Regions from separate parts of the Homo sapiens genome. Here all the other regions are linked to region 2. A link is a loop called in an ENCODE intact Hi-C map of the cell type or tissue named here. Cell type or tissue: A673. All regions are shown on one strand.

Region 1 (8,000 bases), 520 kb before region 2:
GTTACACTGTGTGTTGTGTTCCTACCACACTTGTGTCTCCTCACCTATGTCACCATACAAGTGTCTCCTCTTTCAGACACTGTTCCCATAAAATATTTGTATCAGACCAGGAATCTTATTTGTTTCCGCTACCACTACCAACACAGTGCTTGGCATGCTGGCTGTGCTCAAAACGTGATGAATGAACTCAGTTGCAGTTATGGTCATGGTCAACATGGCATAGACTTTACCACATGTGGGATGTTTTATGCACAGCATCTTCCTAGATTCCTGCAATATCCTTGGACCGATAAAGAAACAGAGACTCAGAAAGCCCTTCTGGGTGGTAGATTGTAAGCTGGAACTCATGTTGTTCTTTGTCTTTAATAAATCAATTTAATTATATTACAAATGTATGTTATAATCTCACTGCAGAGAGTTGAGGAGAAACAGCTGATCTAAGTAACTCTGGGAAACACTGTTTTGGATTGGATACTCTAAGTCTAAATACAAAACTATCTGTATGAAAACACTACACCCTAGTTGGCAATTTTGTTTATCCTAGGGGTATGGGTTAGCAGTGCTAAAACTAATTCATGTATATTTTAGGAAACAATAAGTAAATACATAGTATATAACAGGAGCCAGTTTTTCACTGTTGGAAGAAAGAAGTTACAAATAAGCAAGAATGAAAGGTTAGAATACACGCTGTGTGCAAAAGTAGATTCAGTGACATCTCTCAAAAAAGGAAAGCACCACTCCCTGGTACTTTGGTGTGGGTTGTGCACAGTGATTTCTTTACAAACAATACAATTTGGAAAGGGGGAAAGAGTAAATTTCCAGTAGAGAAACCTAACACACTACCTTAGCTAGGTGCTCAAGATTAATATTGACAGCAATGATTCATGTAAATAGTACATACCCATATCAGGTGATGAAAATAACGCTTTGTGGCCTTCTCCTCAACACACCTAAATAATCATGGGAAAAAAATCAGATAAATCCTAATTCAGGGACATTTTATAAAATACCTAATCAGTACTCCAAAATTCCAAAGACCTCAAAAGTAATGAAAACCAGAGAAAACTGTCACAGTCAAAAGGAATGTAAAAGAAGACACACCAACTAAATGCAGCAACGTATCCTGGATGGAATCCCGGAACAGAAGATGCATTGGGTAAATACTGAGGAAATCCGAATAAAGTACAAACTTTAGTTAATAGTAACTTAACATCATTTCATTAATTGTGACAAGTACAACATCCTAATGTAAAATGTTAGTAATAGGAGCAGCTGGGTGTAGGATATATAGGAACCCCAGCTCTAAATCTTCCCAATTTTTCTATAAATCTAAAATTACTCTAAAATAAACATTATTTTTAAAATATCATAACCCCACTCTACTCCTGGGAAAACATCAAATGCCAGTTGAGGGACATTCTACAAAAGAGTGGACCAATATTCTTCAAAAATTGTCAATATCACGAAAAACAAGAAAAGATTAAAAAACTGTTTCAGATTGAAGGAGATTGGGGAGTCATAACATCTAAATGCAGCATGAGATCTTGGATCGAATCCTAGAATAGAAAGAAGACATTAATGAAAAAAGCTATAAAAAATAAGATTTGTAGCCTAGTTACTACTATTTCATGATGAAAGTTGCCAGGACCAACAAGAAGTCACGTGTGTGAAAACCTTGACAAATGGAGCTGAGGAAGGGCATAAATGGAGAGTTCTCATGCATGTATGCCTGAAAACAGGAGCTATCACTAAAGGCTGCAAAAACCACAACTTTGCACAAAGCCAACCTAACACAGAAAATAATTCTGCAAGGATATCTGCCCAACAACTGCCGAGCTAATCTCGGACTGGTGCCACCCTTGTTATTGATTTTTGTACCTCAGAATAATTCTCTCAAAATAACTTATGTAATCCTCCTCATTTTACCGGAAATATTCCTCCTTGCCTCAACCTCCTTGAATATACACATTGTCTACTATGGTAACATTGCATATTCCAACTGCCATGTTACCCCCAAGCAAATATCACTTTGTTTTAGAGTCTGTCTGTTATTTAGTTTGACAGTATCAATGTTACCCTCTTCTTTTTGATAAATGTACTATGGTTTTATAAGTTATTAACATTTGGGAAATCTGGGTCATTGGATATAGAAACTCTCCTCACCATCTTTGCAACTCTTCTGTAAAACTAAAATTATTTCAAAATCAAAAATTAATAACACATAAAAATGTTGGCCTACAGAACATTCCCATATTATTTTTTTTTAACCTAGACCTTGGAATAAATTCTATTCTTTCATATTAAACATCACATAGTAGGTTCCAGTTTTGCTTCATGTAAATATTTTGAATACATTTTCCACCCAAAGTAAAGAGAGGCACATGCTTCTCCAAGAAAACCATTAATCTTGTATTTGTGTGGCTTATGTTCACGTGAACCACATCCCTGGTTTTCTATTACTTTTGGTTGTTGCTGGAGATATTTGGCCAGTATCTCCTTTTCAGGAAAGACAGAATCATTGTCTTCATTTTTCAGCTAGAGAAATAATATAGTAATTAAGCTAACACAAAAAGGAAAAACAGTATTTTGCATATTAATTTAGAGGAAGAAAATAAATTCTTACTTCTCAACAACTATGTACACCCTGAAAAAGCCACCTCTTCGTATGTTTGGAGTGGTTTCAGAGAAAAGAGATTTCACTATTAAACATGCCTTGGTTCCTCAAATGTTTAACAAATACTGTCCCCTACCATTTGTTCTTTGTCTCAGAAATCTCATCCTATCATTCTCTTCAGATGTTCTAACCCCGCTCCCTCGCCCCCACTCCCGCCAAGAAAACAAACGAACAAACAAACAAAAACCACTGTGATTTAGAGGATTTAGAGCACTTTAGGTAAAAGCCTGGCAGTCTTTCCTGCCATTTCTTAACTGGAGCTATGGATTTGCCAAAGATGTGCTCTCTTCTCCTCAGTCTTTCCAAGATCTTTCTTTCAAGATATGAACAAACACAGAAGCCAAAGGAGCAAGGGTATTTCCCAACTTAGATAGCATTAAAAAGAAAAATTAATTCAAGTCCAAAGTTCTTTCATTCCTGGCTCTGAAGTATTACCTGTTCCACAAATATAAATTTTCTGCTTAAATGCAGAACTTCAATTAATTACCTAAAGCTGTAGGAAAGTTATTAAATTAATATAAGAAGATTCAAGTTCAAATTGGAGGATTAATTTTCAGGGTTATGATAGGAAAGATATGGTGATTGAGTTAAGAAGTGAAGACAAAAGTCTCTCAAACCTGAATGGGAAGAATTTCTGATTCAATTATTTGATTAAACTACTGCTGGGAAGGATATAAAATCAAAACCTCTGACATGAAGGCTGAATTGCAGGGCAACTCCTGCAAATCATCTCATTCTAAATGCTATTATCAAGGTTTTCCTTAATACAATATACATCTATGTATCAAGGAAATAAATGAGCTGTTATTTTGAAACGTATTCAACTCTTAATAAAAAGCTAAAGATGAGTCCAACTAACTCAAGTAGCACTTTTTCTGTAAAGGTGTCTGGCAATTGCATTACAACTAAAATCACAGGGGAAGATATCAGACTGGATGATCTGGGCAGTTTTGAGCGGGTAGACTGAGATTAAATTTGTCTGTGCCTTCGAAGTTTCCTGAACACGGCTTTTGAATGAAATGGAAATAGTTTCATCCTCAGCTAATATTAAGTCCAAGGAATAGGTGAAGGATTTCCTTCACAGCTGCTCTTAAATCCAGAAGCTCCCATCCAGCCCCATCTTCCCTCTAATTCTCCGCGGGCTTGAACCCTTTCCATCTTTCATCTGTTTACACACAGCCCCAATACCTTTTCTCTAATTGCTCTCCCTTTTTAATTTAGTTTTATTTTTAAACAGACCATTAGACCATGGCTTGTTTCTGGGCTGAGCCTCCCGCTGGTGCAGCCCTGCAGATGGTCCGCTTCAGCTACTCCGTTAGGAGGCGGGCAGTTTTGTCTGTGTCTTACTCCTTCCGTCCAGGGCATTCCGCAGACTCCTGCTCCCTTCTTCCTCTCCACTTGCTCTCAATAGAGGGCGCGCTGGGCGAAGTAGGGGCGTGGCAGGAGCCCCGCTCCGCGGATCCAGGTTGAAATTCCTCCCTCCTGGAATCCGACCGTGAGCATTTCTGAGCGGTGGTGAGGAGGAGGCCACCAAGACACCTCCCTCCCGCTGTGCAAAGGAACGCAGGAGCCCGGCGCAGGTGGTGGGCTTACCGCGCGCACGCCTGGCTGGAGAGGTGACGCCGCTGTCTGCCAACCTTTCCCAGCTTTTCCCACGATTGGAGCCAAGAGAGGTCCCCGGGGATCTCAGTTGGGCAATTGTAAGGGAAGGAGCTCAGGACACTGACTTCAAGATGAAGGGGGAGGTCAGCGAAGACAGTTCTAGGGTGGGCGGCGGCCGCTGACAGAGCAGGAGCCACAGCCACCGGGGCTTGGAGATAGGAGCAAGTCGCAGGCGGAGGGGGCTGCGGGCTGGCTGCCTGGGCAGCACAGGACTTGAGGGAGCTGCGGGGACTCCTGGAGTCTCATCAGGCCTTCCAGTCGCTGTGGGGACCCCGGCTGCGCGCGGATCGCCTGCGCCACTGTCCCCACTGACCCGCCCGCCGGGTTTGCCAATTACCAGCGCCACCTGGTCCCGCACCCAACCCCACATTTTCTCTGTCAAGGGCTTGTTTCCAGGGCTCCAGGAACTTTCAAAATGTTATTGGTGTGTGTCGGGGGGGTGGGGGGCGGGGGGGTTGTGTGGGGGCGGGAGTGTAAAGGAGGAGGGAACTCTTCTTTTCTCTTTGTCTTTGTAAATGGACACCTCGATCTGATCTAGGGCATGGTCTGAGTGTCCTATCTGGAGCATCCTAACCGAAGAACACTCCAGAGATGCAAGCCAGGTTTTCTACCTATGTGGGGGGTGGGGGTGCCTCTATGTGTCGGGGGCGGGTTGGGGGGCAGGGTGTGGGGGGAGTGCTGGGCGCGCGCTTCTGTGGCAAACTTCTAATTCCTTTTCAGTTCTCAGAATCATAATATATCTCCATTTAATCAATGAAAGAATCATGCCAAAAATACAAATAACAATTACAATAAAATAACACTTCCAATTTCTAATATTCCGTAACTTTGTCTTTTCTTAGTACTTACACGGTAACCTCACTGAAAATTTAATCCCTGTTTCTTTAACGGTGACACCGTGAAGATCAAGTAATTGCTTCTTATTGAAAATGACAAATTTCAGGTGGTATCTAAAAAAATTAGTTATGACAGATTGTATTTTTTGAAAATGGCTGCAACAATTTTATTCATTCTAAGTGCTGTACCTATCGCATGACTTTGATACTTTCCATAGACAGGCTGGGTCTATGTTCCTTTTTGTTGTTGTTGTTCTGGGAAGGCTGAGGCTATGATAGAAGTGACATTATGCAACTCCCGAGGTTAGCTGACCTAAGACAATACAAGTTCTGCCTGATTTTCTTTGAACACTTACTTTGGAATTCAGCCACCTTGTCACAAGGAAGAGGAACTGAAGCCCACACAACCTAGGCCCTGGCTGAGCTCCCAGCTGACAGCCAGTGTCAACTAGCCAGTCATGTGACTCAGCCATCCCAAATGCGTATTCTCAGTCCCCAGAAAAGCTGCCCCAATTGTTGCCATGTGAAACAGAGCAGAGCTGTTGCTGTCAGGTTCCGCCAAAATTGCAAATTCCTGAGCAAAATTAATTATTGTTCTAAATCATTAAATTTGGAGCTGAAGTGTAACACTAATAAAAAACTGATATGCTTTATGTTACGCCCAGCTTCACAAAGTAGTGTTTTTCAACAATTCTCTTACCCAAAACTAATGTGAATGGAAGAAGAGGAGGCTTCTCAGCTTTTGATATTGGGTGAAAGGAAGGATGAGAAAGTGTTACGTCTGTCATCAGAGGAGCCTGGGATGCGTGTGAGCTTCTTTGTTACCCTTGTCTAATGGCTTATTCTTGGAACCCAGGCCTGTACACTAGTATAAAACTGTTACCACCTGACTAGCTGTGGTCTCTAAATAAGAAAGTGGAACCAGAAAATCTTTCCCCATCCCTCTATCACAATTAATGACAGTTCTTTGTGGAAGCCCAGGACTGCCATTCCCCTTTCCTCTTTGAATGGGTATCAGAGATTTGCAGCACTATTTGCTTAAGGTTTTTTCTTCATGTTCTGCTAACCTCCTTTCACGGTCTGAATAAGTGAGTGGGAATTCCTCTAGGATAGGAAAATATATTAAAAAGTCAAAATTTAAAGAGATACCTGTCAAAATATATGGCTGAAAATGACACGATGAAAAACAAAAAAAAAAAAAACAGTGAATTTGAAAGCAGAGAAACAAAGCTGATTTTGAATGAACACTTAATTATCTAATCCTAAGCTATTATTGACCTTGCATAAGCTAGAAATGTTTTTCCAAAATAAAACATTTCCTGCACAACTTGGTGAAAACGTAGATGAATTTTTGTCTCTCCATAAAGATGAGACCTAATTTCCCAAACACACTTTCCCCAATTATTTCTTAAATGGGGTTTTTAAGATCAATTAAATGTCAATTTACTGACACCTAAAGATTTTTGATGCCTTATGCTAGTTATACATGTGAGGGAAATGTTCACGGATGTCTATTAAATTGGCTTCATTTTTTTTACATCATTACATTTAATTTTATGCATTTCTGCCACCCAATGACTTCTGTCAATGAGCAGAAGTGAAAATATCACAAAATCTCCAAACCAATCCCATTGCCAAACATGAAGAAAGTGAGCTAGTCTAATTAAATGTGTTTTTGATCCATTGGCTTACTAAGTGCCCTCAACAAACTTCAATGAACAGGCATTCAGTGGAAAAACCATTGATGTTATAAGTCCAGAAGTGAGCATAGTCATGTAATTTCTGTAATAAATCTGTCAATTATAAATGAGATTATATATTATATATATTATTTTTATTTCTATAAGGAAAATACATAAATTTATATATACATAAATTTGTTTATATATTTTATATATAAACATTTATATATAAATTAATAAAGTTTATATATAAACTAAAAATATATATTATATATAAATATTTGAATATAAATGTTTATATAAACATATTTTATATATAAAGATTTTATATATATTATATAAACATTTATATACATATCTCTCTCTGTCTCTCTCTCTCTCTCTCTCTCTTAAAATCATTCCCTTTTTACCACCAGAATTGCCAGCACTCTAGTTGACGTTGTCATTTATTTCTATCTGGACAACCACAGGGCTGCCTATCACTGCACCCCCTGCCTCCACCATTACTCCTCTCCAATTCCTTTTCTACCACACCATCTCCAGCATGGGTTTCATTAACTCAGCAGCACCACAGGACAATGGACACAGCATTAAAATAACAGAAATGTTATGTATACGTACTTTTCCCTAAAAAAAATAGAAATTTACTCTTATTATTGTTCTGTTACCTAATGATTTCATTTAATGACTTCAATCTTTCTTGAGTAAAATTTGTTGGAAGCCATTGTTTTGGACCAAGCTTCCATACTAGGCCCAACAGACCAAACAAAAATGGGCCCAATCAAGCTGAGCAGGCATGATAAGGATGTCCCCTCTGCTTTAACCCTTCTAAGGAAGGTAACCTGAAATAACCTGATGTTAACCAATCTACTTCTTTGTATTAAGCTGTTTCCTTGTTGCTGCTCAAGCTACCTTACAAAAACCAAATGTTCTGCGATGTCCAGTACAATGCCTTTCTAATTTATAGATGAGATACTGCCCAATTCACACATCACAAATAAAGCCAATTAGATATTTAAACTCAATTTGTTGTAATTTGGTTCTTTAACAGTTCATATATAATTTAAAGCAAAAATGGAAGATCTACTATTTCAGTGAAGCATTTTAATTGGAGATAATCTGGGGAGAAAACATGTCTCCCAAATT
Region 2 (8,000 bases):
GTATCACTTAATAATTCTCAAACATTGAAGATTCCACTAAACGCTTTAAATGCATCTTTTATTTACTACTCACTACATCATTTTTAGATATTATAATTCCCTTTTTTATATAAGGGAAGCTGAGGTAGAGAAACATTAAGCACTTTTCCCTAGATCGCACTGCTGATAAGTGTTCAAGACAATTTAAAAGTGTGTCTAAGTTCAGAGCTTTTAAGGATGAAACCAAACTTCCCACCAATAACCCTAAAATCTTTCACAGCTCCCAGTTTATTCAGTAAGTGTGTGCAGCCTGACCAGTCAAGCACAAGGACTCAGAAGCAGCAGTTATGGTCAGAGCTATACCACCAGAAATGAAGTGCTTCTACTATGAGAATATTTAGCTCAGTCTTTGCAGCTATCTGAGCAGTGGCGATGGAAAGAAACACATATTTTCCTTTCCTGCTTCCCAATTTTTACAGCCTTTCCTATGCTTTTATCTCACCATTCTCTGTAGCAACTAGTGAGGCCAAGAATTAAAACTGAGGTGATGAGTTTCTAAGCCTCTCAGCAGCGAACCCTGGAGTCAAAGTGAAAACAATTACCAAGGGTGAGTCTACTCTATATGCAGTAGAAATGCATATTCATACTTCATTAGCAACTAACTGGGCATTTCATATTCTCCAATTTCCCTGTACTAATTGTCTATCTCAGTAAGGGCAAACTATTAGAAAGAAGCACAAGTACAGTATCTTTTGCATTATAGGGAAATGTAGCTCCATCATTAGGAAGAGATTTCAGAAAATGCCAATAGTAGATGATCTCAAAGCCAAGGTTTTGTTTTGTTCTCACTGCACAGTCTGATAAACACATATGCATTCCTAGGTCCCCAGGCTCAAGAAGTTAAGGTAAGATGGCATTTATGGAGATCAGGTACCATAAATATTTGTGAAAATGATAAATGAAGAAGCTACAGATCTTTTTAATACCATCCTCAATTCACCCCTTGAGTGAATATTTGGCCTAATTAAGTCTGTAATTGTAATAGCATTAGACAAATCTTGTGTAACACAGAAAGGCATGCTGTTTTGTACTGTTAGGAAAGAAAGAAAAAAAAGGGACAGAGATAAGCTGTTGAGAGAGAGGGGAAAGAAAGAAGCAAGGAAGGGAGTGAGGGAGGGAAGAAGAAAGGGAAGGAAGGAATAATAGTAAAACAATGTAGATACGATGAAGAAGACTTGGTACTAAGTACTTAGTACTTGGTACTTAGACTTTGGTACTAAGCAACAGTGGGCAATTTATTCACTAAACATCATTTATTATGTTTTAATATCATTGCCATGAAACTCAGCACAGCTTAAATCCAGAAAAACTAAATAGTAAAGTACATGGATACAGGTATTTGAAATGCATTATTTCCTTAATTCTAAGAAATGGCAACCTATAGTCTTCCATGCTTATGCAAAAAGCCAAAATCAGTTTTTTGTTCTACCAGTAAGTCACGTATCTTACCATGTTTTATTCTTTTCTGTCCCTTCCCACTTGCCCAAACTAATTTTGCCTGTCTATTCCCTTGAATGTTTAGTTACAGAAGAGCTAATTTTGAACTTGTGTTAGATTCTGGTCACTCATGGAGAAATTAAAATCTTTGAGACAGTGTAGACACTGCCTTACAGAAATATTCAACCTGGTCATAGAACTAGACAAGTTACATATTAAACAACTAAAGTACAATGCCAAAGCAATTGTCAATGAGTACAAAATAAGATGTTTCCTAAGATTTAATTACATATTTGTAATAGATATTTATGCTGTTTTTTGTGGCTTTGTTCTGCCATCCTGTTATTCTATTCAGAGTTTACAGAAATCCTTAATGAACATTGCTAAAAATAACTTCCCTCAGAGACTTATGTGGCTTACCTTAATAATGATGGTTTCATCACTTCTCTTATTTTATTTGTGCAGGTGATCATTAAAATTAAGCTCTTGATTAAAATTACTTAGGGTAATTTATCTCAGGCTGCATTCTCACTTAACAAATGAAGAGATCCATAAATACTGATGAGGCTGGTTTTCACCATGCTTCGTAATTCCTTGGAATAGAAGGTGTTATGTTAACAAAAAATCACGATAATTAACTGGAATCCAAGCCTTGGGTATCAATAGACATTCATAGAGTCATCAGCAAATGTAATAAAGAAATGGTCACTATTACGCATATTTCATATAAGATGATATTACAAAAGTATGGGCCATAAAGATTCTTTAAAAGAGGGCTTATATCTTTTTCTTATTTAGCATTATTCATCTAAAATGTTCGTTAGCAGCAATATTGCATAAAGTAACAACATTCTGCCATGTAAGAAAAGTAGTGGAGATAATAAAACTATAGTTCCGCGAGTAAACATAATCAAGATTTGCTCAAAATTCCCTGGGCTCTTCTTTGGCTTTCATCAAATAGATGCAACTCAGTGTTATTTTGCCCTGTCCTCACAGTGCTGTACATATTAACCTTACTGCTTCAAAGAGGGAGGACTCTGAGCTGCTCTGCATGGTACTTAGGCTAGTTTGGATACTGCCAACATGAGCAGATCACGCCCAGCTGAGAAAGAACTAGAGCTGATGCCTAGTCCTATTGCTTCAAGGACCCTGGAGAACTCATTACCTTGCTTAACATATCTCTAGATCATTGAAACTTGACACAGTGACCCATAGGAACAAAGAGAAATGGCTCTATTCCAAATCAAGAGTCCCACAGACTCTTCAACAGCATTTTTAAAGAGATTCATTATTTTACAGAAATATATTCTTTATTAAATCCAAGAGAGGAGAAGAAGGAGCTTGGTTTCCTGCCAGTTCTAAAAGAGGAGGAAAGTATTTCAGATTGTCTAGTCCCTCACGTCTTACTGAGCCCAGGCTCTCTCCTACACAAGAGCTGTCCTGTTCATTTGTTTTATGAAAAGTACAGGCAACACTAAATTTTAGAATTACATTAGTGTGGAATTTTATTCTTTATGGTAAAAGCATTAAGAAAAACTGCTATTCAAGTTTTTCATCATATATAATGAAAAAAATGAATTGCCAACCTATTAGAGCTATTTTAATGTTCTCTAAGCATATTATTTGCACATTTGATTATAAGCCTTCGATAAGTGCTTTCTAGAGATATTTTTTTCTTAGCAGGAAAAAAAGAGACAGGAGGGTATTTATAATTATGGAAACATGCAGAATGTATTTAAAACATCCAAGGTAGGCAAGATTTCATAATGGCATGTATAAGGGATACATTGGACTAATTATTTCTTTCTTATTAATAATTTCTATTTCTATAAGGGAGATAAATGGAGAAATTTATCTGGAGATTACACCTTTAAATACTTTCATAAAAAGCAGTTACAAAAATGGCTTTTGAAGTCTGGCTGCAATTGAAGCAGATTTGGCCAGGCCATTTCCATCACAATAGGATTTTTGAAGAGAGTAGAGTGAAAAAAGGGCCCATTACAGACAGGTCACCTGATCCAGCCCTAGAGATAATGTGAAATTGTTCCCTATAGTAATGTCTGCAAGGCTTTATCCAGACTCGTCTGAAATGGATACCCAGAAAAATGCACTGTTCTAATAGCCCCCTTTATTTTTGGCTTGAAAGCCTATTTCCTAATGGCAGTAATGACTAGTTTGCTTGCCCATCTTTATCTTCCATGAACGATGTAAAAGAAAGCAGTATTTTGGAGCCACCGGCCATAGGGGATTGCTGCTCACAGGTCCTAAGTGATAGTGAGGTGGTAGCTGAGGTTACATCAAGTGCTTTTTAAGCCCCAACTCATCTGGCATCTAGCAGACTAAGATTTGCTCCACAGGAAGCCTGAGACAATGAAGAGGAGCCTGAAAACCATGGAATGAGGTGTATGAGCTGTTTCAAGGGTGATGAAGGTATCTTGGAATTGCAGAGACAGGTTCTTCTCCCAAGTCTCTTCTGTAGCAGAGATAACTACTCCTTAAGCAGGAAAAAGATCTGTGTGTTATGATCTGCACCACAGTTGCCAAATGTCACATTAATCCCTCTGTGATTCCATACACAAATCATATCCTAATTGTTCCACTACTGCATAGATAATTAAGTTATGGGAAAAATGTAAGACTCAAATGGTACCGTGTAAAAATATCACTGCCTGACATAATTCCAACAGGGTGGCATTGTTGCCACCCAGAGTCAAGGGATTTTCCTTGACATTTTACATTATTCAACACGGTGCTGCCATCTCCTGGGAAGGTTTTCTGGATTCCCTCAATTCCATAACCTTCTGTTCATTCCATACTTCTGATTTCTCAAAACTCCAGAAACCACCATCCTCTGTATAAGATAACAGACTCTGCCTTCCTCACCATTTCAGCAGACACACAAGGAAAAGAGGAACAATTTGGGTGGAGAGGGAACAGGGCAGAGAAATGAAGAGTCCTTGTCATAAGCAGGTTAGAGGGTCCCTATCAGGGGCAGGAATCACAACTTACAATCAATGTATCCTGACATTCTGAGTGTAAATTGTTTGGGTAAAACAAAAAGGCATCATTTGAATTAATGCTCTGGTTCATTGGAAAGAGTACTCAGAAATGCAGGAATATGTGGGTGGCAAGTGTGACAGACCCCATTTGGACTTTTAAAATTAAGTGAGGAGATTCTTAAGGCCAGAAAGTGAAGGCTGAGGACTAACAAGCAAGTGGATATCACCTTCATTATGATTTCAACATTAAACATTAATGTGACTTTATTTGTCTCCAAAGTCTCTTATAGATGACAACATACCAATTATGATCTTTCAAACTAGATTATAAACTCTTTGAATTTAATAATGGTCAAATTTAAGTGTTGCATATTTCACTTTTATATTCCCAAACCTACATCAGTATTTAGCCCAAAGAAAAAATCCACTAAATGTTAGTTGAATGACTTAATGAAATCCAGCCACAGGAACCAAATAGGGTGACAATCTCTGCTTGTAACTGTGTCTTTATACCTTTCTGCTAACAATTGTTGGGGTAAAAAAACTATAAGTGCCACTTATAATCACTGAATTCAGACAAGAAAGCAGTAAAGTTAGAAAAGGGGGAAGAAATCATTTAAATCAAGGGGGATACAGTGAAAAGAAGTAAATATTAGGCTGATAGCAATAAAAATATCTAGCCCTAGAAGCAAAAGCCTGACATTTTCCCAAGGAGTTATCCAAGCACTGTTTTAAACATTTTTCATATAATACCTCATTTAATTCTCTGAAATCTCTATGAACAAAACTATTATTTTTCCATATTTTCCAGAAAACAACACAGAACCAGAGTTATCTAGTGTCTTATTCAAGGTTTCACAGCTCCCTGGTGGCAGAGGCAATATTTTAACACAGGCTCCTGCCTGCAAGGTTTATACTTTCAAACTCTGCACTATGCTGCCTTTCAAGAGTGTTAGATCCCCATAGGAGATGCAGCAGATTAAGCATCTTCATTTCATTTACTAAAAAGATTTTCAATTATTTATCAATAGAAATCAGGGAAAAAATAACATGGCTTTAATTTCACTGAAACCTAGAATGCACACATACACATGCACATGTGCACACATACAGATGCACGTGTGCACACACACATCCATGTATCTTGGAGTTTAATGTCCGTTCTTTCTAAGTCTAGTATTTTCTTCTTCAAAATTCAAGGACTTCAAGGCTTAAGTACTATCACAAGATTTCTCTGTTATTATTCAAAGATTAGAAGTTCTTGGGCACCAGGAAGATAACTGGCAAAGTACTATTTCAAGTTCCTCATCACAATATTGAATAAAATCCCACATAATCAGAACCTTAGTCAAGTGGAGCAAATGTTAGCATGGGACGATACAATCAAATTCCACCCTTATCTCCATGCCTGCAAGCCCAAGCCTTTCCACACTAGAAAGGATTTACCAGTCTCCTGAGGGACAGAGAAAAGTAAACCTCAGAAAAAAAGAGTGCTTAAAATGGCAGGAATATCAATGCCCCATGGTGACTGTAGCAATGCACAGAATTTACTGCATCCAAGGCATGTGCTTCAAGACATTAGAAAGTAATATCAAATGAAAGGTGTTTATTGGACTGGCCTCTGAAACAGACAAATGCCCAACTGCATAGCTGATGAAAAAATTAGCCTGCTACTAAACACTAAATGGATCAACAATCTATTAACTCTAACCTTGTTAGCAGTGAGCTTGCAGTAGAATACGTGACCTGCCTTTTTAAACAAACTTTCTTCAATGTCTATCTTGGACTGAAATGATTTTCTTTTTCCAAATTCAGCAATGATATACTTAATATTCCATATTAACTCAAAATGACCTTGTCCCTTTCTTCAAAGGCTATTCACCTTCAAGGCCTTTTGAGATCATTACATATGTACCATTTTATTCAGGTGATAATAATATTCATTTTTATTGTATGGGCAGCAACCACAGCAGAGGCTCAGATGATATTCAGTGAGTCTCTACAGTCAAGATGAAATGTTATGAAGACCTTGATGACAAATCATCATCTCAAAGTCATTGTCTTATCAGCAGAAATATTCTCATCCATACGCACCTATAGGCAAGAGTGAGGGCAGAGTCAGCAAACACCCACACAGAAATAGTTCTGATGGGAAGGCAGGGAGAATGGGAATAGGTTAATGGAGAGGGTAAAGTTGTAGGGTGAAATCTTTATATTCATGCAAGTTTAAAAAAAACAAAAGCTTATCGTGTAAAACAAAGCTATGTTGGGGTGGAAATGAGGGAACTGAAAGTAACCTTGATATAACAGGCCCTATTTGTGAATGAGAAAAAGACTGTAAAAGCAAGTATAATATTCCAACGATCAGGCAGCCACCAGGAACACTGCCCAGAGTGAGTGCATTTCAGCCAGACCTCCAGAAGCAAACATTAGTTTCTCTCCAAAGCAAACCTACATTCCTGCAATGACTCAAACCTACTCACCAGAAAGCTCCGGAAAAGGAGGTTCCAATGACTTCAGTCTTAAGAAGGCAAGAGAGAGAACAAAAGTTCTGAAGTAAGTTCTATTCCCATAAAACGAATGTTAAGTAAAGAAAATCAAGTGCTAGACTAAAAGCCAGGAAAAGTGAGGCACAGCAGTAAGTTTAAGGCCAGAGCTAAGGAAGTACTCCACAGAATTTAGAATGAACAAATACTGAAATGACTGTCTAAGCAGGTTTCATAAGCCCTTGGAGCGAGGTAGCAAATATGGCAGGAAAGAAAGTGCAGGCCATCCTTAACATCAGGCAAGTGTTTCTGGGGGCTTTTTAGAATGTAAGCGAGGAAAGAGGGACAAGCTCATCTTTGGGAATTGAAAGACTACTGAGTCTGCAGAAATCCATGGGCTGAAGCACCCAGTACTTAACAACTATTTTTTCAGGTTTTATGCCAAGTACTAAAGAATCAAAATTGGAAACTCACAATCTCCACTCTCAAGAGTTTCTAAAAGTCAAGAAATGAATGGTCTGACTTCTATATGAATGTGGCCACTTGTGACAAAGTGGTAGAAAAACTGTCCCGGGTGGTTTAAACGGTTGATATCAAGGCAGGATCTTTCTCTATGAATGTCTTAAAAAGGTATGGTGATTAAAAGAGAAATGACTATTAGACCTTTCCCCTGTGAAACCTGCTGGGAAGTTTAGTCATCCTAAAGTTTGCTTTGTATCATGTGGTATTTAGAAACTCCAAATTAAATCTATTCAACTGACACATTCTCACCCTGTTCTTCCTGCTTATTCAAATTTCTACACCACACCTGTTTCTGTTTAGAAAGTAGGCAGAATGTAAGTTATTACAAACGTGATATAAATTTATTTACTTTATGTCAGATACAGTATAACATATAATGGGAAAAAGCAAAAAAAAATAAGTTTTAGAATGAGACAGGCTATGTAATTAATTTCAGTTATTTACTCAGTAAATAATTTTCTTTTTCCAAATTCACAGAAAGACAAATACCATATGATCTCAATTGTGTGTGGAATCT
Region 3 (8,000 bases), 420 kb after region 2:
AAAATTATTCTCAGGCTATGTTTGCATCATTAGTTTGCAAAAGGATGTACCAAGAGTTTCTTTTAATAGATGGTGTCCTGCTCCATTCAACATAGGATTCCTTGTGAATACAACTTTTTAGAAGGCTTATATATTGCATAAAGCAAGATACATACCAGCATCTCTCCATAGTTGGTTGTTTTGCCATTGTTTCCATAGGGGGCAGTTCTGGGTTTTGTTTTGCTGTTGTTTTGGGGTTTTTTTGTTTTTTGTGTTTTTTGGCTGTTCAGCATTCAACAACACCCCCCACACCCACCCCACCGCCCATTTCTGCTAGCACCTCCATCTCCTGTTGGGGAAAATTCCCCAGTTTTAAGATCTCGGCAGAAGGTAAGTCCCAGCCCCTGCCACCTTGCACCACCTGCTCTACTAGCGGAAGTCAAGGAGGCCACACTGTTTCTCCACCACACTATGCCAGGCTTGACCAGTCAGATGTTCATTCCTGGGACTTTGAGATTTGGCCAAGTGATGTCAAGTCAGAGGGAATATTTGAAGGGACACATTCACCACGGTGACTGAAGCCTTTTGACACCAACTGTTCCTGATATCCCAACACCAATCCCACCAATAACTTTTCCTAAATCCCTCCCCCTTCCACCTTTTCTCCCTAAATATGGACAGAGTTGGTTTCTGATTCTTGCAAATGAGAATACATCTGGGAAACTGAAAAACACTGTTTCTAGCCCACATATAAAAGGGCCACAGGCCTTCCCAACAGACTCTACACCTAATACATTGCAGGTCCTTCAATAGTAGAGACCACATTTTCTGTTATCTCTTCCCATTCCACCGATGAAACAGACCAACAAAAGAGCTGGGGGACACTAACCAATATGGACTCCAAAGTCCATATTGAAACTTAGCATGAAGTTAACCGAGAAGAGGCCAAATAGAAGCATCTTAAAGTCTTCTAGAGTAGATTGGGTTGTAAATAATACAACAAGTTCATATACTAAAGTACAAGAATATAAATAACTACACTTCATGTCTGCCTCATGAGCAGACATTATGTCTTAGGTATTTAATTTTAAAGTCACGCTGAACATTATGTTTTAATTAACGAACCTTGCTTCACAAGGCAATGAGGAGCATTTCTGCCAATTAGCGTCAGATCTATCTTTCATACATATGTCCTCTAATTCCTCACTTGCACTCCGGAATGGCCCAGGGGAAATTAATGACCTCTCTTTCACTTTATGTATATGGGTTTTTCCACCCACTAGTGGCTCACTTTTTGTCACCTCCCTGCCAAAGGACATCTGGAATATCTACAGCTGCATCTGTGGATGCCATTCCTTGATGTATAATCATGGCAAATCCAATTTCCCTCATAACAAAACCATCAAGAGTGCCCCCGCAACCCCAGGTCCCCAAGCCTTTCCCCTACAACCAGGTTATGCAAGGATGTGTCCAAGTCTGCAAATGGTAGCTGCCTCCATGAGATCAGAACAGGGCGGGGGGCAACACTGCCTCTTAGATGCCAGCGCAGGCTCCAGCATCAGCCTGCCAGGTGAAATTCCTGGTTTTACTAGCTGTAAATTCCAGCATTTACTAGCTGTGCAACCTTAACAAGTCCTTTCACTCCTCTTAGGTTTAGCTTCTTTACATGGAAAATTGGACTATTAATAGTAGCCACCTTACAGGGGTGTTGGGAGGACTAAATGAAACAGCATGTGTTGCACTTAGAAAATAACCCAGCACTTAGGAAATGCTTAATAAGCGTTTGCTATTGCTCTGCCTTCAACTTTGTGAAGTTCAACTTTGTGCCTTCAACTTTGTACACTTTGTGGAGACCTTTCTATCCATCTTTACAACAATCCCATAGACCCAAAGGTTCCTAATGTTTGGGGGACTTTTTGGCTTTGCTTTGTTTGGTTTTGTTTTTTTTGCAGGCCACCCACTTGCCTTGCCAAATGCTCCATGAACCAGGTGCCCAGGATGGTAATGGGCTGCTCTAATTCATTCACATTCTCCCTCACCTGGCTGCCACCTAATCCGGTGCTACAGAGATGTAAGCAACATGTCCTATGACTCCCCTAGGAAAAGAAGGGTAGGGAATAGACAGGCAAGATCAGGGATCTGATCCCTGGGGCAGGCAGCAACACAACACACAGTGACAGGGAAGTGGTGTTAGAGAGGGGGTGAGAGGCAGTGGGTGGTCTAGGCTAGTGGCACCTCCTCTGAGGAGTCCAGCAAAAAGGGGCATGTTCCACCAGATATAAAGGAACATGCGACTCTGTAGTCGGGGGATGAGTAGAGCATAGACTTTCAAGAAATATTTGGCATCAATCAAGCTTAAGCTTCCAGGTCCTAGGAATGTAAAGATGGGGGAAGTGGGAGAGTTGGAATTAGCATTAACTGATGTCCATTTTGCTCGGATTCGAAGAAGGCCACAGTATGAGCCACTCCCATCCCTTTTTTGTTGTTGTTGTTTGCTTGTTTTTGAAATGGAGTTTCGCTCTTGTTGCCCAGGCTGAAGTGCAATGGCGCGATGTCGGCTCACTGCAACCTCCGCCTCCTGGATTCAAGCGATTCTCCTGCCTCAGCCTCCCGAGTGGCTGGGATTACAGGCATGCGCCACCACACCTGGCTAATTTTTTGTATTTTTAAGAAAGGAAGAAAGTGTGTTTCGGAGAAGCCAGGAAACAAAGTCAAGGCACATGGTGGGAAACTGGTAGGTAAGCTCCACCCCACCAAGCTAGTACCTCTGCCCTCTCAGAGTCCAGAAGCTACCAGAGGGCTGAGCAAGAAACCAAAGCTGAATTTCAGGCAAGGAAGGTAATTCAGAAGCCCAGGCCCTTTCTTAGAAGCGGGCACAAGGGGGCTGGGTGCGGTGGCTCAAGCTTGTAATCCCAGCGCTTTGGGAGGCCGAAGCAGACGGATCACTTGAGATTGGGCATTTGAGACCAGCCAGGCCAATATGGTGAAACCCCGTTTGACTCTTCTAAAAAACAAAAATTAGTTAGGTATAATGGCACACATCTGTAATCCCAGCTACTCAGGAGGGTGAGACAGGGGAATCACTTGAACCCGGGAGGCGGAGGTTGCGGAGGTTGCGGTGAGCCAAGATCACACCACTGCACTCCAGCATGGGCAACAGAGCAATACTCTATCTCAAAAAAAAAAAAAAAAAAAAAAAAAAATGGGCACAAGGGGGAAACAGGCCTGCAAAAAGAAGACTCCGAATCTGCTCAGCATTCAGCTTCACAGAGACGGCCCTGGTCCTAGAGTCTGGGCAGGGTTGGTTCTGAAGATGGGGATGAAAGGAGATCATTTTGGGGCTGGAGAGATGGGGATGCAGGAAGTAAAGCCAGGACATCATGTCAACAGGGCCAAGGTGAAAGGTATTGGCTGTGATCATGGAACAAATGAAATCTACTAGATCACCTGAGGTCTTGACAAAGATTCTTTGCTTGGCCAAACTTTAGTCCACTTTTGGAAACTTCTCCTAGGCCCAGCTATGTACTCTCTTGTAAAGTCCACTTTTAGCAAAGAATCCTAAGTCAGTTTAGCAAGAACTCCCACTCCCACCCTTGATATCAGACCATCCTCAAAATCTGATCAGGTTTCTCATCCTCCACCATCCCCCAAATGATAACTGATCCCCCTGGCCTTTCTTCAGAAAGATTCCTTTTAGGTCAGTTTAGCCAGAACCTCCTAGCCCCTGATGTTTCTTCTAAGTAATTTTCCATCCACTGACCCCACCCTGCTCCTTGGCTATAAATTGCTGCTCGCCCATGCTATGATGTATTCAAAGTTGAGCCAAATCTCTCTCCCCAGCTGCAAGACACCATTGCAGGGGTCCCTCTAGCTATCACAATGGTCCTGAATAAACTCTGCCTTACAGTGCTTTGACAAGTATCATTGAAAAAATGTTTCTTTAACAGTTTCAGCAAAGGATTTTGATCTTATCGGTGCTGAGCTCCAAACCACTGAACTAACCAGACTACCTGAGGCTACAGACTACAAAGCACAACACATGAAGAGAGAAGAAAGGATTCTGGGGTCAGAGTGAACATAAACGCCTAGTGGTATCACAGCACAAAGCCTTTGTTTAAATAGGAAATGGCACGATAGAAGGCAGCCCTTAGCCCTCCTCTTGCTATTGCAGAGAATAGAATCCTCATTAGGTTTCCTGTTTAGGACAAAGTCAGAGGAAAGTCACAGAGGGATCCATCGGAAGAGTCCCAGAGGGAAAGGGAAAGGGAAAGGAGGTGAGATCGTTGACACTGAAGACAAAAAGGCTGGGGCGACTTGCTGGCATGGTGAGCCGCCTTACACAGAGGCCAGAGGTAGGCTGTTCTGATGAAATGGATTCGCACATAACTGGGGAAGTCTGAGCCAGATACAGGCTGTGCCAATGGGACAGAGTACTGGGACCCAGCCAGGGGACACCCTAGAGAGGTTCTGTAGATGCCTTACACCTGTTCCATTGCATCATAACCATAACCTCCTCTGTACTGTAGTCACATTTGGGCATGTCAAGTCTCCGTCAAAGCACAGGCTCTGTGAGGGGCACCGTAGGATGTATCTTTCTGTTCCCATCACACCCAGCTGAGGGTCCCATCAGAGCTGGCACTCAGCCCATCTTTATTAAATGAACTCTCCCTACATTCCTGCCTACAGTCATGAGCTGGGTACAATGGCCTCTGAGAGGACACTGAGTGGCAGCCACATGAGCGCCTCCAGGTCAGTAGGAAACCTCGAGAGGGTCCTCCCCGTGTCATCCTTCTCTATAATAATCCATCCGCTTCCTCAGCTGGCTGGCCGTCTCCACTCTCTCCACAGATCCACACTGCCATCTGCTGGCAGAAGGCACAGGAGCATCTCAACGCCGCTGTGCCCGCCTTGCAGGGCGTGCAGCAATTCCCAATGCCTGATGCCCAGAGTAATGCCCTCCTAACCCTTGGCATGTGACAGTGTCAGCCGTAGAAACTTCAGGCTCTGTTCCTTGTGACTTCCCAAGCATCTCCCTGTACTCATCCTCCCTTTCTTCACAAATTGTTCTCTAGTTCAGAAACGTGTCTTCCTCCACCATCCCACCTGGGCATACTGCAGACTCCTTTGACCCTGGGTTAGAGAAAAGAGAGCACAGAAGAGAGCCAGACACCTTCCACTTCGCAGCTCAGCCCTTCTCTAAGGCACTTCACTACAGATCATGATGCCCGAGCAGGCTTGGTTAGATTTTCTATAGTGAGATCTGTGATTTGTTTGTTTCACATTTCAACAACTCAGAAATGAGGATGCATCTTAGAGTCATGAGGTCTCGTGTGAAAACTTTGACACCTTCTGGAGAGATCAAGAAGCACGAGCATTAACGTGTCTCACTTTAAATAGGTGAAGTGCATGATGTGTGAATTATATCTCAATAAGGCTACACTTAGTTTTGTTTAAAGCTGTCTCAGGTTGGGTTGGGGAACATGGATGTATACACAAAGCTAACATTCAAGGATACACTCTACAGGAGCTTTCTCTTTCCATCCTCATAGCCTAATGAGGAGACATCGCCGCTAACCTCACATTACAGAGCAGGAAATGGGGGCTCAGAGAGGCTGTGCTCTTGCCCAGGGACTCACAGCTGGTACACAGTGCCATCTGCTTTAGAACCCATGTTCTAAACCACTATATACTCTTCTTTCACATGTTACTTCTATAAAGGAAAAATAAAAGAAAAATTTCTGTTGTAAGACAACAAACTTTCTTTTTTGATTTAAAAAAAAAAAAGTTATGGTAGGAAGTATCCAAGATGTCCTCCAATAGGTGAATGTATAAACAAACCTTGTGTATCTGTAACAAGAACATTATTCCATGATAAAAAGAAATAAGCTAACAAGCCATGAAAGGACATGGATGAACCTGAAATACATATTGCTAAGTGACAGAAGCCAGCATGAAAAATTCTACATGCTGTTTGATTCCTATTATATGGTATCTGGAAAAAGCAAAACTATAGAGACAGTAAAAAAAAAAAAAAAAAAAAAAAATCACTGGTTGCCAGGACCTTACGGGGAAATAGGAGGTTGAAATCAGGGAAGCCCAGGGGATATTTTTTTCAGGTGGTGAAACTATTCTGTATGATTGTGTAATTGTGGATACATGACACTATGCATTTATCAAAACATACTGAACCTTACAGCACACAGAGTGAACCATAATGTATGCAAATTGAAAAAAAAAAACCATTTAGGAGGTCAAAGGAATCCCAGGATGGAATGCAGTATGTGATAAAATGATCTAACTATATTAAAATGTATGAAACTGTAATACCTTACTGAAAGAAGGGGAGGGGGTGAGAAGGAAGGTGCTGACCTAAGCAACTTTGGAAATAAATGAGTGGAGTCTGTAAAACCGAAGCAAAAATAATTGCATATAAACACTATACTCGGCCGGGTGTGGTGGCTCATGCCTGTAATCCCAGCATTTTGGGAGGCCGAGGCAGGCGGATCACGAGGTCAGCAGAACGAGACCATCCTGGCTAACAGGGTGAAACCCCATCTCTACTAAAAAATACAAAAAATTAGCCAGGCGTGGTGGCTGGCACCTGTAGTACCAGCTACTCGGGAGGCTGAGGCAGGAGAACGGCGTGAACCCGGGAGGCGGAGCTTGCAGTGAGCGGAGATGGCGCCACTGCACTCCAGCCTGGGCGACAGAGCAAGATTCCGTCTAAAAAAAAAAAAAAACCACCGTACTCAAGTTGATAAAGCTGTTCCCCACAGTATACAGGTTAGCAATCTTAACACTGCTACACATGTACACTAGAATTAAGCAATTAAGTGAAATATAAGTGAAATGGATGGCGGATGGTGGGAGCCAAGTTCTCACTGATGAAGTAGGAAGTCACAGAGAAGCAAGGGGAGATGATCATGAATTAGAGTTGGAGACATCAGTGTGAACTCATGTTTAGTTTAATATAGAAACAGATGGTTACATATAGAAACACTGAAAGATAGTTGTGTGTGTATATATATATATACATATACATATGCATACCTCTTTGTCCTTGCTCTCAGCTGAGACGGCCTAGCAGCAAGGACAAGCCAGTAAGAGAACCTATCTAGTGCTCAGATCTTGGTTTTATTTATTTATTTATTTATTTATGAGATGGAGTTTCACTCTTGTCATCCAGGCTGAAGTGCAGTGGCATGATCTTGGTTCACTGCAACCTCCACTTCCTGGGTTCAAGTGATTCTCCAGCCTCAGCCTCCCGAGTAGCTGGGATTACAGGTGCCCACCACCAGGCCCAGCTAATTTTTGTATTTTTAGTAGAGACAAGGTGTAATTTTTGTATTTTTAGTACAGACAGGGTTTTGCCATGTTGGCCAGGCTGGTCTCGAACTCCTGACCCCAGGTGATCTGCCCGCCTCGGCCTCCTAAACTGCTGGGATTACAGTTGTGAGCCACCATGCCCAGCCTGGATCTTGGTTTTAAATACCTTTCTCCGGTAAAAGGCACTAGAGCTTCTTAAAGAAATGATTGATTCTAGAATTGGAGCAGGAAATACACAAGATGAGCCTGGAGCAATTTGTAGTGCCAGAAAGTAAAGAAGTGCTTACAACACACACACACACACACACACACACACACACACACACGATGGGATATATCAAAGGAACACAGGAGACAGCTGAAAGAGCCCTCAGTGGCCAAAGCTGGAACAATTTAAAGAAAGCAGTATTGATTATAATCCAAAGTATAAAATAAATATCTGCAAGCCTATACAAATATGAAAAAATAAAAGAATGTGGAAAAAGAGACAAATCTGTGCAGAAGCATTCTAAATAATTTACATATATTCTGTGCCCTCAAGAAAGTTGAACATAACTTCCACTCCTTAAGTATGGGCTACACGTAGTGACTTTCCAAGAATACAGGATAAGCAGGGGGTTGAAAGAGTCACTTTCCTATGGAGAAATATGACAAACACTGCCTCAGCCAGATGATCAAGGTTAACCTCATCAGTC

The links. A loop is a pair of places that touch in the nucleus more often than their neighbours do. Peaks named below come from ENCODE experiments on the same cell type or tissue, not always from the same donor. Only the 100,000 strongest peaks of a DNase experiment are listed, where the experiment ranks them.
Region 1: a loop joins it to region 2, with 4 times the contacts of the local background. A loop is called at or near these places in 3 of 110 quality-filtered maps.
Region 3: it touches region 2 in a loop (2.8-fold over the local background); 6 of 110 quality-filtered maps call a loop at or near these places.

The regions. Positions count from the first base shown.
Region 1 is chr10:108,907,878-108,915,877 of GRCh38, forward strand. No RefSeq gene overlaps it. Among named protein-coding and RNA genes, the nearest start is that of LINC02661, 200 kb to the left of the region's middle. In A673, CTCF peaks have their summits at 4,104 and 4,304; a DNase peak (open chromatin) is centred at 4,064; H3K4me3 peaks cover 918 bases; H3K27ac peaks cover 651 bases.
Region 2 is chr10:109,423,389-109,431,388 of GRCh38, forward strand. No RefSeq gene overlaps it. Among named protein-coding and RNA genes, the nearest start is that of XPNPEP1, 500 kb to the right of the region's middle. In A673, a CTCF peak has its summit at 4,249 (motif pointing left); a DNase peak (open chromatin) is centred at 4,193; H3K27ac peaks cover 6,150 bases.
Region 3 is chr10:109,847,775-109,855,774 of GRCh38, forward strand. No RefSeq gene overlaps it. Among named protein-coding and RNA genes, the nearest start is that of XPNPEP1, 72 kb to the right of the region's middle. In A673, CTCF peaks have their summits at 4,865 (motif pointing left) and 5,069; a DNase peak (open chromatin) is centred at 4,837.